Linked DNA regions of Homo sapiens: region 1 is linked to region 2. The links are chromatin contacts, found by Hi-C in ENCODE. All regions are on one chromosome and are shown on one strand. The core of a region is the stretch at or near the end of the contact, and the rest is flanking DNA. Distances in the headings are between cores, read along the strand shown.

Region 1 (6,365 bases), core at 1,874-4,373, 86 kb before region 2:
TTTTACATACAGTTTTTTCATTTCATTTTTACGAAAACCTTATGAGTATGTACCTTTATGATTAGGGAATTTAAATAACTTTCTCAAGGTCATATTTTACCAATAAGAAAACTGAGGCCAGAGCTATAAAATGGCTGAACATAATCAATGCATATTAAAATGGCTTTATTTAAATGTTGTGGGTTAGAAGCAGTTAATATTTTCCTTTTTTTTTCCCCTTAAAGCTTCTCCTTTTCTGCAATGAGTCAGCTTGTATGCAGGGCCACTAAATAAGGCCAACTTACTGGATATTTCATATTTCTCATTGTCATTAAATAGACATATAGTCTGAATTAGAGGAAATATAGTTCTGTTTCTATCTGAAATATGTGTGAATGTGTATTACGTGATGTATTGTGTTACGGTATTACTCTGCTTTTTATCTGGGTGAATGTTAAAGAAAGCCTGACCTGGAAAAGGAGAAATGAGAATATAACAAGTGAACTTCTCTCAAGATCCACTCTACAGGACCAAAAGGTTGATTAGTTATGGCAACAAAGAAGACGAAGTCGTTATAAATGATGTTGAGGCTTTGAATCTGAGCAAATGGGGGATAGTGATACCATTTACAGGAATTGGAGGATCCCCTGGTTTTCGTTTGGGGATGAACATAAAGGCAGTTTTAGATGGCTTAAGTTTAAGATAGAGCAGACTATTGGGGGATGTGCTGTCGAGAAGATATGCAATGGGAAATCTGTAACTTAGGTGAAACTGGAAATGGCTTGAACTATGCATGGCATTTTAGAAGTCACCTTAACTAAAACTTCTGCAACAGGCATTGTTCTAGTGCTTTATGTATAGCAACCTATTTAATCCTCAAAACCAGTGAGGTATGTATTGGGTTGAATAGTGTCCTCCAAAAATTCATGTCCACTTGGAACATCAGAATGTGACCTTATTTGAAAATAAGGCCTTTGCAGATGTAATTAAAATGAGGCTCGACAGGATGAAGTAGCCAATATTCTAAATCCAATAACTGATGTACTTACAAGAAGAGGAAACAACACACAGAGACACAGAAGAGCAGGCCACGGGAAGAGTGAGACAGAAACGAGTTCCACTCCCAGAAACACCTGAGGACTTGCTGAAGAACACCTGGGGCCACCAGAAACTGGAAGAGGCAAGGAAGGAATCTTCCCTACAGCCTTCAGTGGGAGCATGGCCCTACTGATACCTTGGTTTTTAGACATCTAGCTTCACCAACTGTGAGAGGAAACATTTCTTTTGTGTTAAGTACCAAGTTTGTGGGAATCTATTAAGGCAGTCCTTGAAAACTGATACAAAGTGCACACTTTTATTACCTCCATTTTAGAAGCAAAGAAAATGAAGCACAGATGAGGCATCCAACCCACTCTCTCAAGGTCAGACAGTTAAATGGAACTAGAATTCAAACTGAGATTCTCAGGCTTCAGATTTTTGCACTTAGCCACTGCTTATACTTCCTCTATTATTTTTTATTACCTGATAATAAAGAATGACCTAACCTGTGTATAGGGAACAAGACACAGCGCAGCATTACCTGAAGGCAAACTGTTGTTCAGAATACGTAAGACATTAGGCTCAAACCATTTTTCCTTATCTAGCTATTAGATTATAAAACCATTGTTTACTGTCTTGTCAAAACCTAATATACTAAAATAAACACATCTGCTATGTAAGTAGCAATAGAGAGCTATCAGAGACGTGAATTTATTTGTAATAATCTATGACAACCTCTACAACTCATTATCTAAATCCTCTTCATCAGAATATAGTGTTTACATAGCTTCTTTTATAGCCTGATTTAATGGTTTCTGGAACCTACAATTCTGTAGAGTCAACTATATTTCTGATCTTGTCTCCATATCAAAAAATAAATAGAATTTGATTGCAGATTGTGTAACTATGGAAAAGTCACATCACATTAACTTCTTTAAATAAAAACTATGTATTTTATATGATTGACTGTATGTTGCCTGGCCATACTTTCAGAATGTTTGGAAGGGAAATGATTTCTCTTTGACATTCTCTGTGTCATTCTGTTGGTTGGGGCAGAAACCCAGATTTCTCAGGAGTAGTGTTTACTACAATTAAAACACACCTGCTACATATTGGGCACTATACATATATTACTTTATTTTTCACTCACATGACTCTCTGAGGTTATCTTCAAATTATAGATGTGAACAAGAAAGAGTATAAAGGTTAAATAACTGGAAGAAGACGACACAGATTTGAATTGTCAGAGCTGGGATTCAAGCCCACGTTTCTCCTACTCCAGTTCTCCTTCTTTCTGCTATTTTTTCCCGTACCAAATGAAGGTGGTTATCAATATCAGAAAGATGAGATACATAGGATTTTAACTAGTCAGTCTGAAGAAGATGTTCATTTCTTTACATCTTTCATTTGCCACTCCTTCATATGGAGTAAAGGTACCTTAAGGACCCCTATGAATAATAATCTGCCTTATGAAGGAATAGAGCTGTTAATGTGGGGCTGATAGACTCATGAAGCTCACTTTGGTTACGGTTGTCCTGAAAAAAATACCTGCCTACTCTATCTAGAGCCTGCTTTTTACTGCAAAAAGTAAGACACGACAGGAATACATATGCTTGGATGATTAAAGACAGATGGTGAGTAAGGTGGCTCACAATTTAATAATCATAAAAATAAGAAGACTTTCTGTTGCTTATTCCCTTAGTTTAACCCCATTTCATACCAAAAATGACATATTTTTCTCCTAAGGGGCTCAGGTTCTTTTCACCCAGGCTGGAGTGCAGTGGCACGGTCTCAGCTCACTGCAGCCTCTGCCACCCGGGCTCAAGCGATTCTCCTGCCTCAGACTCCGGAGTAGCTGGGACAACAGGTGTGCGCCACACACCCGGCTAATTTTTTTGCATTTTCAAGTAGAGATAGGGGTTTTACCATGTTAGCCAGACTGGTCTCAAACTCCTGATCTCAAGCCGTCCTCCTTGGCCTCCCAAAGGGTTGGCATTACAGGCGTGAGCCACCACGCCCGGCAAGGGTTCCACTTCTTAAACATTATTTTCTACTTGTACTTTTTAAACTTTGTGAACCAGCAGAGGGAGCTGTAGGGTCATAAGCACTGTGTTCTTTTTAAAATGATCTAATAAGCACTGAGTGTGAAGTGCTTCTGTTTCATTGCCAATGAAGAAAATACTGAGTCAACCCTCCTTGCCTATGTAGTGTTTATTCAAGGGATAAAAACTCTCCTAGGAGGCTCTACTGGCCAATTATCAGGGGTAGAACAGAACATTATTTATACAGCACACACTGCAGTGGCTCCATGGGATCTGCTCTGGTCTATTGAGTAATTACATAATTACGTGAAAAAATATATTTATCTCAGAGATCAGAAGAGATTAAAATGCCTGTCTGAAAAGCTAAGGATGCTGATATAGATGCAAAGAATTCTTTGGTTTGGCCTTATAAGTAAAACATGGGACATGTGGTGATTCAACAATTAATTAATCTTAATAAAATGAAATAAAGCTTTGACATTGCCAGTGAGGCCCTGTGATATTTTTCAAAACATTTATATGTTAATTAAAGTCGATTCACATAAAAATTAAGACGATCAGGCGTTTCTCCTTTTTATCATGGTTCAGCTCTCACAAAATGTATCTTAATCCAAAAAAAGTAAGTTTATGACATTTTATGTTACTTTAAAACAAACAGTTTAATGTAGCAATGTTTACATATCTGAAACTTGAAACCTATTTTGCCATTCTTTGAGGTTCTTTGAGGTCATAAAAGAGAGTTTTCGTTTTCATTTACACAAATGAGTATTCACGTAGTAATTTTCTAAAAATTTGAAGGTAGACTAGAAGTTTTCATTATGTCTAGGACACATTTGTATGCCCAAGTAACTGTAAAAAATTAATTAATAATAATCAAATGACACTGCCTACCATCTTCTAAGAAAGGCCCAAAGAAAAACTAATTCCATTATTATTTTTACAAAGTTTAGGATGAGTAAGACTGGTACAAAGGAGTATACAGGGATCAACATCAGATAGGCTAAGAATCTTTGGCAAACAACACTCTTCCATATTTCTTCGTGGTAGGATTTACAGATGTGTTATTTAAAATCCAATTAAGTTTGTTAATAGTAGAAAAATTAAAATGTTGAAGAAAATAGCATAAGCAAGATACTACAGCCATACATAATTGAGAAAGATTAATAGAAAAGTATTTTGAAGAAAATTATTGTAAAAGTACTAATTAACTTATTGCACAAAGAGGGAATTACATCAAGGAATAATGGTAGAGTTAGGAGGTTTGGGGTGGGGGGGTTCTGATTGACTTCATTAACCATCAGGACTTAAAGCATAAATGAGTGCAGTGTATGAAATCACAGATCCAATGCTCTTTCCCTCCATTCTCCTGATTTTTACATATATTATTTCTTCAATAACATCAAAGGCAGGAACAAGTACTTCTTGCTTGCATTTTTAAAAAAGATGAACAGACAGTAGGAGAGGATTTCTCTTTTGGTCCCTTTTTTCTATTATAGAAGTTCATACAAAAAAAAAAAATTAGTCGGGCGTGGTAGCGGGCACCTGTAGTCCCAGCTACTCAGGAGGCTGAGGCAGGAGAATGGCGTGAACCTGGGAGGCAGAGCTTGCAGTGAGCCAGGAGACAAAGCGAGACTCCGTCTCAAAAAAAAAAAAAAAAAAAAAAAAAAAAAAAAAAAAAAAAAGAAAAGAAAAAAAAAAGTTCAAAATCCTTGATTTATAGATAACTTTAGAGATATTAAGAACTGTTCTAAAAGATCCAGACTAATTCCTACAATCACAGAGTAAACTTTTTCAAGGCAAAAATCAACATAATAAGCTGTGGGACTAAATGTAAAACTTAAAGATAAAATAATACATTATAAGCATATACTAAAAAAAGCATTTAAACTACTTTAATTTTTTTATTTTTGCCACACAAAAATATGTTTTGAGACCTATTTTTACATAATGTGAGCATTATCATCCAGTGACAATTTTTGATACATAAAATATATTTTTTCACAGAAGTACTGTAAGTTGAGGCAAAGCTTATCATCTCAAGATTATCAATTGAAACCCAAAAGGAAACTCCAAAATTTGAAGTGAGATGCTCAGACTTCATAGTTTAACCTGAAATGGACATAGAGTAGTGCATAGAGTTAATTGTCAACAAGAATTTAAAAATGCTTTTGAAAAGTGGGATTCAAACCACTTTCCTGCCTTTTAAAATATGCATTACAATAGAAATAGTGTAATTATTTTCTTAGTGACTGAATCATTGTTTTGATCATCTTTGTCCTACGCAGTGATGGTGTGTAAATTTTATGTGTTTCTGCCTCTGCTCATCAGGCAGCCTGCTCTCATATCTCCTGCAGCCATCTTGTGCCTTACTTCTACTTCCTACTTCCTTTTCATTGGTTCTTAGACTGCCATGGTCTAAGAGGACCAACTGGCTTTTAAGAATTAAATATTTAGTAATAGGCTGCTGATGGCCTCAGATTCAGAAGGCAAATGATAGCCATTTCAAGCTCTCAGAGGCTCTATAACAATTCTAGCTTTAGCTGTATTTGGAAATGAGTTGCCTTGTGGGTATTACATGGATGAAAGCATGGGAGAATCTTTTCCTAAGATCGCCTGTTGGAAGTCAATTAAAATCATTTTAAGTTTGGTTTTGAAAATAAAATGTGACAAATTTATACATAAAAAAGAATAAAATGATAGCTTCAGTATACCTACCAAGGATAATGAAAGTACAACATAGCTCCCATTGGTAATTATACCAGAAAGGATGCAATGTAGAATACAGATCATAAATTCAATGCTTATCACATAATTTTTATATTGTGCACATAGCAATTTCCTGAAATTCTAACCTTTGAACATTCTTATCCTGCTTGGTATTTTTTCTCTTAATGAAAAATCCAAAACTGTAAACCTTCCTCAAAATCTGACCTAGGGTGTTTAGAATTTGGTAGTTAATTTGTTTAAAGTAACACAGATCTCAGAATGTTGCACAGAGTACAAGTTTAATAAATATTTGTATACTGTTTGACAGCATTGCTGGTATCTTTACTGTCCCACAGAAAACACTCAACAGAAAGAGTGCATCTAGTTCTGCCACAACTGAGGTGTTGGGTATTTTGTCATGACAGCCTATTGAGAAAGGAATTAATAAAACTGTTCTTAAAATTATCTTGCAGATCAGGCTCCTTTTTGAAGTTCAGGCAAGAATATAAAGTTTTAGGAGGGAAAATGTTATAGACCAGGACAAGTTTGTGAAGAATGTAATCTTAAGTTTGCCCCACTAAGAACCAATTTCTCAATTTA
Region 2 (6,416 bases), core at 3,133-5,632:
ATTTGAAAGCCTTGGATGGAGCTTGTGTTCTCCAAGTAGACTACAGTCCCCACCACAGCCTACTGTCCTTCTTAGGGCCCAGGCTCTCATCTATGTCACCTGCCCAGGTCCCGGGGCATTTCTGCTTAAGCCCCTGGTAAATTCTGTCTGGAATTGTGTCTGGAATTGTGGAAACTGTGTCAGATCACTACTTAGTGGAAGTGATGCCTAGAAAATGATGAGAGAAAAGACAGAAAAATCCCAAGGCTCCAGGGCTTGCTCCTGAATAATTCCAAAAAAAAAAAAAAGGAAGAAATTTAGAAGTAATCTTTTTCCATCAAGCACACAGCTTAGCTAGATTTATTGTTAGAGGTCCCCTAATTTATGGTCTTGTGGAATATGACTATCAACTAGAAGCAATTAGAAAGAACTGTTAGTAATTTTTTCTATCAAATTTGAAACTGAACAACTGTTAAGCTACCCAGAACAACTGACAATGATGTCATCTGTGTCTATTACTATGCAGACACCTATTTATTCAATGGACTCAGACTAGAGTTCTTTGAAATTAATGTATTCTATATTTAGTGGTGTGGGAAAACACATGTATTTTGATGACACATGAGCCCAACTACCTCATGTGGCTTCTTGGGTCTTAGGAGGATGCGCTATTTTTCTGAGGAAACTCAGGCAGTAAACAGCCATCTAAGATTTATATCCAGACCTGAGTGATTCCAAAGCCTCTACTCTTAAGTATTACATGTCTGCCTCCCCAAAGTAATCATTGTCATTTATCAGGCATCTAGTCTGTGTACTGTACAACATTTTAATCTAATCTTTAAAAATCCTGTGACAGACACTTCTTTACTGAATGAAATATATTTTGTATTTTTGGCATATACTATTGTTTTTACTACAAAAATGCATATGTCAGATTGTAAATATGTCTCAGATAAGTTTCTCCATGTGGATAGCATTGATAATTAATTTACCTGTTTTATCCCCTAGAAGAGTAACATTGTGCTTTAACCAGAGCTGGTGCCAAAAAAAGGTTGAAGGATTGACTTTGAATCGTTCACAGGCATTTAACATCTACTCTACTAGTAAGTTGGAATAAACAGTAAAATTTTAGCTCTGACCTCAATCCTTAATAGCTTAAAGCCCAAAGATCAAAATAAGTCATGCAAATGCTTTATAGACTAGGAAGCATAATAAATAAGTGCCTCTATGCCTTGGCCAGAATTAGCTTTACTGTGGTTTCAGCAACACGGATTTCTGTTATTACAATTGTATCATGGTACATCCAGACATAATATTCTCTGTTACCTAGACCACATGTTCCCAGAGGATTTAGAATAAGGACTCAATAAATTGAATTGAATGTATAAACCAATAAACAGCTTTAAGAGTAGAAACTAAGAGAAGAATATTAGACTAACATGACCAGACAATGGGTCAGATTATTCAGGGAAATCTTTTGCAATTTAAGTGAGTCTTGTGCTGAAGTTTATTTAAATAAGAGAAATTCGTGAAAAAGACAGAGACTGATTTATGCAAATGAGACAGTCTAGACTAAGTCTTAAAAGTCAGCATGAGAGAACTACTTCAATAAATAAAGAAAGGTTAGCCAGAATATAGAACAGAGATGATGTATGAAAAGAAGTGAATAAAAATGGAGTGGAATGAAAATTGAGCAACAAGAGTATTTGATAGATATCTCTAAAAGATTTTTATACTCAATCCTTACATTTTTTTTCTTTCTACATACTGTTGGAATATGAATTTCATTTTGGTCAAACACAAATTGGCCACAAATATGTCAATTATTTGCAATAATGTTTTTCATAACCTTATGAAAAACCTAAGCATCAGTAGCATGCTTATTTTAAAAAAATCTTAAGAACTCATATTCCACAAAAATTATATTGGCAAACAGGGCATGCTCAGTTAAACCAACACTACAATATAGGATACATAATACTTACACAATTGTATCTTCCTCTCCTGATGAATTAGGGGGTACTATAGATCTTTTTTTTTTCTTACCCACTACTACTGTTTTTTGGGAAAACTATTTGCCAATGACTAACATCATCTGGATTAGAAAAAAGCTGGGCCATCTTTGAATAAGAAATGCAGGTCCCTTTCATTTTTTTTTCATTTATTTTGAAGATTGGACAAGTTACTTTGAAAACTTACAATGTAGCAAGCCTTGTCACTATCAAGAACTGGAACCTCATCTTTGGCTCACAATTATTCCAACTGATTGGGCTATTTAGCTGCACATACTGAAGAGTTAAGGGAAAATAAGTCAATTAATTGTACAGTACATGAATCACTGAAAGCCACATGTGTAACTTTTTAAAAAATCATTCAGCATTCAATAACTCATAAAAATAAATGCTGAGGGAAATAAATAGGCTTTTTTACAATTTCTTAAAAATTAATACTAGCTAACACTTCAATGATCTTCAAACACTGGACCATTTTTTTGTATTGTCATTAATACAGACAAGGCAAGATTGTGGATTCAAATGAATTACAACCACATTCAAATGAGACCATTTAAAATGCAACATAAGTATGTGGACAATGGGCCAGTATAGCGTTTATTTGAATACATTTAATTGGAGGTCCCTGGGGGTGGCTGGTACCTCAAGATCTGGGCCTGATAATGTCTTACTCATCTTTAAGAGTCCCCAGAAACTTCTCAGTATGGTCCCTGGAGCCCAATTTTCTCTTGACAACACAATCATTCATTTTGCAAAATAGAGGGTCTCCATGAAGAGAGATTTTGTGCATGTGATGCCTTAATACTGGAAATAAATTTCTACTTTCATTTTGTTGACCCTGAAAAACTTCCTGTTATTTTTGGATTAAAAAATAATCACCAGAAATTTCTGGAGCCCCCTTGCGTTTTGAACAATTCAATCTTAGTCCAGCATTATTTCCTAGCTATCATCCAGTGTCTCAGGAATCCAATCTAGAGGCTTCAAAATCTGTTTTTTTAACTTAGTTTCAGAATCCTGAAACGTATGCCTCATTTAGAAAGTAATATGCTACATACAGTATAAACTGTGGCTTCTTTTTCGTTTCTGGAAATGAATAGCCAAAGCAATTGCACATCTCAGTTCTCTCTAATGACCAGGCCTGCTATCAAATTTGAAAGGAGATAGTATTATATTTAGTATCATATATCTCTTATGTCTCCTATTAACTAACTTTTGGGAACCTGAGGCATGTGAGAACAACCTTTGTTTTTATTCTTGATTTCAAAGGATATTTGACACTAAAAGGGTCAAAGATAAAGTCGATTTCCCCAAAATTTGGCTGTGATAGGAAGTTCAATAAATATACTCAAAAAACTATTTTACCTTATGCTTCGGATTCCACTTTTTAGATGTACAGTGAGCTTTTAAATGACGTCAAAACTCCTGGGTACTTACCCAAATCTGCACTTATCTCCAGGCCTCATACAGCTCACTCATGTTTAGTAGGCGTCAGGTCCATTAAATATAACTGTAACCATATTGTCTCTGCTTAACGGTAAATGGAAAACAATGGATGCCACAAACTTTAATATTCAGAAGACCTGGTCTAGGCTGGCTTTTTACTGGAAGACTGTGTCCAGCTCTGGGCTTCAAAGGCAGAGCAATAGGGAGAATTCGGATAGAGTTTATTAAAGCCCTTAGGGAGATTGAGAATAAAAGAAAATAATCATTCATTCATATTTTTTAAAAGGTGAGAAAATGACTTTTTATTGCAGAGAACAAATGAAGTTATTTTAGAATAAAGTGGGGAATTTATATTTAAGTTTGGTATAAGAAATCATTTTCTAACATCTGAAATTATCAGAGCTGGAGTTGAAAAGCCCGGTTAATTATGGATTCTTCTCTGAGGTATATAAAATGGAGCGAGTCTCAGGGACTTGGGTTGGTTTATGTATGTCTGTCATGAAGATGTGTGGTTAAAGTAGGTATTTTCTGAAATTATTTTCCAACTCTAGATTTCAAACGCTGGTAGCCAAATATACAGTCTTTTCATAAGTCTACTTAAGACATTACTTGTTTTTAAGTAGACTTAAAATATCTATAGATGTGATGGAATAAATTACAGAAAGTATCTTTGCCATTTATTTCCCTACAGAGAGGATTTACACATAAGCAGCTCTCTAGATAAAAAAAAATATATAGGAACCAAACCAGTTCACTACAGATTATACAAAAGTAAAAGCAAACAGCACACAGTATAAGAATAGATAATAATGCTCTCCTGTGTAGCTTCAGAGAGCTTATCATAAAGAGGCCCTTAATCAGAAGAGGAACTGAAAATACAGAGAGGCAGTTTGCTACAAAGGTCACTCATGTTGGTAGCCCCAGAAAACATTTGAAAAAGACGAAATATAGGGAACTTTGGCGATTCCCTACTTCCCCTATCTCAGTTTTTCAGTATCTTTTTGCTGCCACCTGACTGTTGAGAGTTATTCCTAGGAGCAAATACATTGTTTCTGCTTTTTCTACCCTAAAGACACACCTCTGTTACTAAACTTTCCCTGACTCATGCCTTCAATTTAAAAATTTTAGTTTCATCTCCCACTATTTTGAGTTAAACTGATTTACTAACCCATGCCAGAGGGTGATATATCCTTAACAGATTAAGTATCTGTTTACATAGTGCTTCTACTGCTGAGAGTTCTAGGTTATTTGTCAGAAAGGGACTGATGGGACATTATGCTGCCCCTAGAATACAACTAATCAGGTGCCTATCTCATCTATGTGTTTAGACCAGCATAGATGAACTAGCAAACAAAAAATCTGAATATACATCTTGAAATATCTTTCTATTTTTCCTCTACAAAATATAAACAGAATATATATAATCATTCTTTCAAATACTCCTATAATTTACTCTTCCTGCAAACACTTCAAAAGGTTAAAAAAAAAAGCAAGCTATGTCTAATCCATTTAACAGTGATTGCAGTACACTGATCTTGTCATATGAATTGGAATGTTTTATTACTTATGTTTCTATAATGAAGAATTTAATTTTCTTTGCTTTATTAATTGACAATAAAGAAAGATTTGCAGGGTTTTGAATTTTAAACAGCATTAATGACAGGTGAGTCCAAGAACAGCCAATTATTCCCTGGCCAATTTCAGTGAATTGAAGAGATTTGTTTAGTTTTACCAGGATTTAAAGCTGCACCCAGCTTTTGTTTTTCAAACAACATATTGCTTTTGGGGGACAGGAGAAACAGTTGCTTAAAAATGGTCATTTAACACTTATGAGTGTTTTCGTTGTTACTCTTATTTGTTTTGTTGTTTGATAGAGAGTGTTCAAATAATGTGTGGAAAAGAAACTGTTGGATCGCGCAGAAATATTTAGAACAGATGAGATTATGAAGATTCTGTTTTTCTTGTTATATCTTTGTTCTTAAATATCACATGCAAATATTGTATTCCCGAACACATCAGTTAATGATACCTAATCTTTGTTGCACTTTGCAATTTTTAAGTCATGTTCATGGTAACTCTTTTGATCATTACTACAACCCTGTGAGGTTGAAAGAAAGAACACTATGATCCCTATTTTATAGATGAGAAAATAAAGCTTGGAGGCCGGGCGCTGTGGCTCAGGCCTGTAATCCCAGCCCTTAGGGAGGCCGAGGCGGGCGGATAGCGAGGTCAGGAGATCGAGACCATCCGGCTAACACGGTGAAACCCCGTCTCTACTAAAAAAAAAATACAAAAAAATTAGCCGGGCGTGGTGGCAGGAGCCTGTAGTCCCAGCTGCTCGGGAGGCTGAGGCAGGAGAATGGCGTGAACCCCGGAGGTGGAGCTTGCAGTGAGCTGAGATCGCGCCACTGCACTCAAGCCTGGGCGACAGAGGGTGACTGTCTCAAAAAAAAAAGAAAGAAAAGAAAGCTTGGAGATATCCCTTTCCCAAGATCACATCACATGGCTAGTTAAGACCAGTATCCAAGTTTGATTTGGTTTAGTGTTCTTTTTTTGCTGTTTGTTTCTTTGTTGTTGTTGTTGTTTTATCTTTAGAGTTATTTCCCCAGTAAGCTTGGTGCTAGATCATTTTTACTGGGAAAACTATAAGCTTTTAAGGGTTTTACTACAAAAATCCATCACTAGTCCAAAATCTCTAGTTGCCATGCACACTTATCCAAGTCCTATACACAGCCAAAAGCTGATTAATTCTTTGTAGACTATTCTAGTTTCCATAAAGGGGGAGGAAGATGCAGGCAGGTGATGTACTAAAATAAAGTAGTTCTCTGTGAGATGCTATTTGCATCTAATTTGTCTCCAGTGGTGCTTAAAAAACAAAGAGAAGTATGAGGTCAATTAGAGAAAAGGGACAATGCCATCTAGTAATTGGGAGATCTGACAAAAAAAAAGGTTTCTAGAGAAAAACTGAATCTTATTCCCAGG

Evidence for each region. A loop is a pair of places that touch in the nucleus more often than their neighbours do. Pooled maps may share reads with other maps.
Region 1: a map of heart right ventricle shows a loop between it and region 2 (5-fold over the local background). The contact joins two enhancer-like sites. A Hi-C loop is called at or near these places in 9 of 168 maps with a recorded cell type or tissue (cardiac septum, gastrocnemius medialis, heart left ventricle and 1 more), 14 of 37 single-sample maps with no recorded cell type and 12 of 50 pooled maps.

The regions. Positions count from the first base shown.
Region 1 is chr2:182,074,574-182,080,938 of GRCh38, reverse strand. The region is part of intron 4 of PPP1R1C (protein phosphatase 1 regulatory inhibitor subunit 1C); the gene reads right to left. Among named protein-coding and RNA genes, the nearest start is that of PPP1R1C, 92 kb to the right of the region's middle. Within about 2 kb of position 3,123, at least 3 of the 41 ENCODE cell types and tissues checked have a DNase peak (open chromatin) inside an H3K27ac peak, as active enhancers do.
Region 2 is chr2:181,989,622-181,996,037 of GRCh38, reverse strand. The region is part of intron 2 of PPP1R1C (protein phosphatase 1 regulatory inhibitor subunit 1C); the gene reads right to left. Among named protein-coding and RNA genes, the nearest start is that of PPP1R1C, 7.0 kb to the right of the region's middle. Within about 2 kb of position 4,382, at least 2 of the 41 ENCODE cell types and tissues checked have a DNase peak (open chromatin) inside an H3K27ac peak, as active enhancers do.